2 separate regions of the Mus musculus genome follow, and region 2 is linked to region 1. A link is a loop called in an ENCODE intact Hi-C map of the cell type or tissue named here. Cell type or tissue: heart. All regions are shown on one strand. Each heading gives the region's core, and the rest is flanking DNA. Links, peaks and the distances in the headings are about the cores only.

What was found. A loop is a pair of places that touch in the nucleus more often than their neighbours do. Peaks named below come from ENCODE experiments on the same cell type or tissue, not always from the same donor. Only the 100,000 strongest peaks of a DNase experiment are listed, where the experiment ranks them.
Region 2: it touches region 1 in a loop (3-fold over the local background); 4 of 42 quality-filtered maps call a loop at or near these places.

What each region holds. Positions count from the first base shown.
Region 1 is chr1:10,941,364-10,944,285 of GRCm38, reverse strand. No RefSeq gene overlaps it. Among named protein-coding and RNA genes, the nearest start is that of Prex2, 51 kb to the left of the region's middle. In heart, for the core only: a CTCF peak has its summit at 1,140; no DNase peak of the experiment used is centred there.
Region 2 is chr1:10,834,322-10,837,243 of GRCm38, reverse strand. No RefSeq gene overlaps it. Among named protein-coding and RNA genes, the nearest start is that of Cpa6, 120 kb to the right of the region's middle. In heart, for the core only: a CTCF peak has its summit at 1,403 (motif pointing left); no DNase peak of the experiment used is centred there.

The DNA of each region.
Region 1 (2,922 bases), core at 99-2,598:
AAACTTATGGCCTCTTTTTCCTTAATTATGATACATATAATAATTATATATGTATAATGCATACATATATATGTATATAATATATGCAATGTATTATACATATACATAGATAAATATAGCTTGCTTTGCACATTTAGTATTGCTCATGCATGTATGTATGTATGTATATATGTATGTATGAGTGTGTGTTTAGAGCTGACTACTTGGTATTGGATAACCAGTTAGGAGCCTCATCAAAGTCTCCCCCTCAGTAGTCATTAAATGATTGTGGTAGTAGTAGCAGTGTAGACATGTGGAATTTCCCCCATTTATAATGTCATTGTTTTGGTAACCATATTATTGAGAGTTCCTGGATAAAACTTCCTTACATAAGTTTTTTCTTAATGAAAGATGTCTTAAGCCTCCTATTAAAGAATTTTGTTGTTGCTTGAGACTGGATCTCATGTATGCCATACTGACCTCAAATTTCCAACCTTGAAAGTCTGATCTTGCCCCCACTTCCAAGTGACTGGACTGCAGGCAGGTTCTACAATGTCATATCAGGTTTGGCTTTATGTGACCCCAGAACTATACATTTTAGGTAAGCACACATGTGACTGAGCAACACTTCCAGCCAAAGAAACTAAATTCTCATGACACTTTAAAAAAATCATTTCTTTAAGTCTCATTTTGCACTAATGAGCTCGCACAAAGACCCCTCCACCACCACCACCCACACACACTGTAAGAAGAGCAGGTGCTTAAAGCAGGTTTTAAATTCACTTCATGTTTAAAGATGAAGACATTTCATTGAGAAGATCAAAAGAAAATATTTGTTTTTCAAAAGAAAAGAGACAGTTGGCATATCGGGAGAAGACCAGTGTAGAACTAGCCTCAATGTTAAGCAGAAACAGCATTCTCAGGAAAGCAAACTACAAACACACCAGGGGCTAGAAGTTAAGTTCCCTAACATGTTGATCATGGGGAGTAGCAGACACAATTTTAAAAGCCCTCAAAACTGAAAGCAAGAGCCTGCTTCAAATAGTGCAGCATCCAAACAGGCCACAAATCTCCATTTCCCTTTCCTCTTCCTTTTCACATTTACTTGGTTTCCTCCTGGCTTGCAAAAAGCCTTTCCACAGGGCTCCCCTACTGTTGGGAGACTCTTATGCAGGCAGGTCTCACTGTGGACGATTGTTCTCATCCATCTCAGTTCGGTGTTTAGGATTACACGTTTGTGAGCGAATTCTGCAAATGCTCACTTGCCCTGCAAGGGCTGGAATAGTGCCTAATTCAGAGAAAATTGTCAGTTAGCATTGGAGAACTGGGACAAATGGGACCTTGATTGGAGAAGCAAAGGAAAATAGTTTCCTTGCAAAAAATCTTAATGAGCTTTTTTGAACAGATAGTAATTTTATAAATTAGACAGCCTGTCAGACCAACTAGGAGGAGAAGCCACAGAAAGGTTTTGCTAGGCATTTGAAAAACAAACAAACAAACAAACAAACAAAAAATCAAGATGAAGGAAATGTGTTTCATTGCTTCATGTGGAAAGTACCTTATTAGAGGTTCCTTGCTATTGGCTAAGCTACATATATTTTACTGTTCATGTTGAGTTGGGCTGACTGATACTTGCACCATCTCAGACCTCTGGTTCCCGAATAATTCTTTCATCTTTTTTTCATTGCAACAGGGTCTTACTACATAGCTCAATCTGACCTCCAACTTACTATCCTCCTGCCTCAGATTCCTATGTGAGTTCTGAGATTACAAGCAGTCATTATCATTCTCAGACTAATTTTTAAAAAATGATTTCAAGGGCTGAAGAGATGACTCAGTGCTTATAAGCACTGGCTGATGTTCCAGAGGTCCTGAGTTGACATTCTACTGCCCAAATGGCAGCTCACAACTGTCTATAAACAGAGGTCCCATGGGATCTGATGCCCATAAACATAAAATAAATAAATAATTAAAATAAATACATAAATCATTTTTAAAAGATTTGAAAGCAACTTTAGTGGTTTATTTTACTCTTTATACCATTCAATGTACTACTTTGCTTTTTCAAATTGTTCTATTTTGTTGAGACCATGTGGAATCTCTGTGAAATTTTTTGACTTTCAGGTTTGTTCTAAAGAGTAGACAAATATTTCTGTCCATATATTCACAAGCCTTAGTTAGGATTTTATTGCTGTGAAGAGACACTGACCATGGCAATACTTATAAAGGACAATATTTAATTGGGGCTGGCAGTTTCAGAGGTTTAGTCTATTATCATCATGGTGGGAAGCATGGCAGCATAAAATAAAACAAAACAAAAATAACAACAACAAACAAACAAACAAAAAAACATGGTGCTGGATAAAGAGCTGAGAGTGCTACATCTTGATTCAGAGGCAGTATAAAGGGACTGTATCCCACAATGGGTGGAGCTGGAGCATAAGAAACCTCAAAGCTGGCCTCCACAGTGACCTGCTTCCTCCAGGAAAGCCACACCTACCCTAACAAGGGCACATTTCCTAATAGTGCACAGGCCAAGCACTCAAACACATTAGCCTATCTGGGGACCAAACCTGTTTATACCACCATAGCTACCATAATATTTCTCCCTATCTCACTACCACCTTCCAAGAGCAACGAACCAGGGTTTCTATAGGATGCCATCTACACTGAAAGCTTTTGCAGCAAGCCTTCAGACTTAGCAACTCTGGTTCTGTGGAATGCTGTGGCTGCTCTTGCCTTTGATCCTACTTTATAACTGCAAGCTGGGGTAAAGTCATACAATCTGCTTTCCTTTTTACCCAATTGCATGTTGATGTGTTGGGGTTAAAAAGAAAAGAAATATATTGCAATCTTCCCAATTCTAAGTTCATCTAAAGTACCAGAAAATTTGACTTAGATGAGAATATTTATTATGAAGAGTCCACGAAATTGCTTTGCTAT
Region 2 (2,922 bases), core at 250-2,749, 110 kb after region 1:
TTTGTCTGCCTTGATTTTGTTCAGGTCATGTGCATATAGGCACAGCTCATGTAAATTCATATATGTACCAGCCTTCTCATGACAGCAAATATACTCTCCCTCTTATCAGATTGGCAGTGAGCATGCTTGTGAGGGATTGTGTTGATAATTGATTGATGTAGGAGGGCATAGCTGTTTGTCAATGGTACCATCCCCTTGGCAGGTGGTCTTAGGATATATAAAGATGTTAAATAAGCAAAAGCTGGAGTGAGCCAATAATAGTTCCTGACTGAATAAAGCATTGTCTTAATCCCTTAATACATTTTTTTTCACAAAATCAAATCTTCCACAAAAGTAATGATTTTCCAAATTAGCATGCTTTTCCCGTGGAATTCCAGCTTTTGAGGAGAATTGCAGTTTTATTAGTAGTTTAGGGCAAGCAGTCTGGAGCAAACCTTAAAGTCAGGCTCTCCAGCTCCTTGAAATCATAGACAAGAGACTTGACTTTTGTGTGTGCTGATATACTCATTTTTAAACAGGTTGCTGCTGCTGCATGCCAGCATCACACACACACACACACACACACACACACACACACACACACACACACACACACACACGATGTAATGTATGTCTAGTTCAGAGAGCTGCATGTGTTCACTGCTGTTATGTGAGATGCACCTTAGCCTCTCTGAGTTCTCATGTTCCGGGGAGAGCCTAAATATCATCATTCCTAATTCTGAACTGAAATTTCATGCTCACATTTGACCTCTGACTTGTAGAGTGTGTACTCTCTAACAGCACTGGCTGAATTAATGGATGGAAGAAAGGAATTATGGGTGAAAAATCGAGTGTTATACTGTTTTTAACAGAATGATGTATTCCCACAATGAAATGAACAAACTGAATTTTAAGCTCTGTGACCCTGGTGTGTCATTTACACTCAGAAATCAAATCAATCCATTTCACTGGGGGCAGAGGGAGACGGAGGCAGCTGGTGTGATCAGGGCCCACGTACTCAGTGTTCTGAAACCATGCCTGGGAAGCACTGTGCTGTAACTTTAATTAACAATGACCAATTCTAGAAACCTGGCTTCATTCTTTAGGGATGTAGAGTACAAAGCCTAGTGAGTCTGAAATACATCCCTGTTCAACGGAGTGAAGACAGTGAAATTTACTTCTTTTGATTTGTAAGAAACACTTTCAATCTATAATCAGCTCCATTATTCTTCACCCCAAGTGGAAACCCACAGATTCATGCAAGCACTATGTGTGGAGAGTCTTTTTAAACTTTAAAACAAAATGTAGAACTGTCTGTTATCTTTTAAAAAATCTAAGCTGCAATGAGATATTCAATTTGTTTTCTGAAACTAATCCGTACTCCAGGCAACCAGCCATAAAGCTTGCTATACACTGCCCTCCAGTGGACTTCTATCACATGTAAGCTTGACAAGTTACTGGACATAACCTGTATGTAAGCTTGCTTTTTCTTTTTTTTTTTTTCAATTTTTTATTAGATATTTTCTTCATTTACATTTCAAATGCTATCCTGAAAGTCCCCTATACCTTCGGCGCTCCCTGCTCTCCTACCCACCCACTCCCACTTCTTGGCCCTGGCATTCTTCTGTATTGGGGCACATAAAGTTTGCAAGACCAAGGGGCCAATCTTCCCAATGATGGCCGACTAGGTCATCTTCTGCTACATATGCAGCTAGAGACATGAACTCCGGGGTACTGGTTAGTTCATATTGTTGTTCCACCTATAGGGTTGCAGACCCCTTCAGCTCCTTGGGTACTTTCTCTAGCTCCTCTATTGGGGGCCCTGTGTTCCATCCTATAGATGACTGTGAGCATCCACTTCTGTATTTGCCAGGCACTGGCATAGCCTCACACGAGACAACTTTATGAGGGTCCTTTCAGCAAAATCTTGCTGGAATATGCAATAGTGTCTGCGTTTGGTGGCTGATTATGAGATGGATCCCCAGGTAGGGTAGTCTCGGGATGGTCCATCCTTTTGTCTTAGCTCCAAACTTTGTCTCTGTAACTCCTTCCATGGGTATTTTGTTCCCTATTCTAAGGAGGAATGAAGTATTTATAATAGCCAGAAGCTGGAAAGGACCCAGATGTCCCTCAACAGAGGAATGGATACAGAAAATGTGGTGCATTTACACAATGGAGTACTACTTAGTATTAAAAACAATGAATTTATGAAATTCTTAGGCAAATGGATGGATCTGGAGGATATCATCTTGAGTGAGGTAACCCAATCACAAAAGAAGTCACTTGATATGCACTCACTGATAAGTGGATATTAGCCTAGAAACTTAGAATACCCAAGATACAATTTGCAAAACACAAGAAAATCAAGAAGAAGAAGGAAGACCAACATGTGGATACTTCATTCCTCCTTAGAAAGGGAACAAAATACCCATGGAAGGAGTTACAGAGACAAAGTTTGGAGCTAAGATTTAAGGTTTCTTATAGACAAGAAGCCCTATGCTTAACATAAACTTTAAAAGTCCAAAAACAAATACTAAATGACAATCATCATTGCTTTTCTCCTGAACAACCTTGCACTTAATCCTCCAAATTTCAAGGTGAAAAACAAAAAAGGAAGACCAAAGTGTGGATGCTTCAGTCCTACTTAGAAGGGGTAACAAAATAATCACAGGAATTAGAGGGAGGGAGGGTTCTGGGAGGGAGAGGGGAGGTGGAGGGAAAAAGGTATCAGGATCAGGTGTGGGAGGAGATGGGGAGAAGTACAGAGGTCAGGAAATTGAATGGAGGTGTGTAGCAGTGGGGGCTGGGAAACTGGAGGTAGCCACTAGAAAGTCTCAGATGTCAAAAAAGCAAGAGGCTCCCAGGACCCAACAGGGATGACATTAGCTGAAATACCCAACAAAGGGAAGATAGAACCTGTAGAGACCATATCCAGAGGTTAGG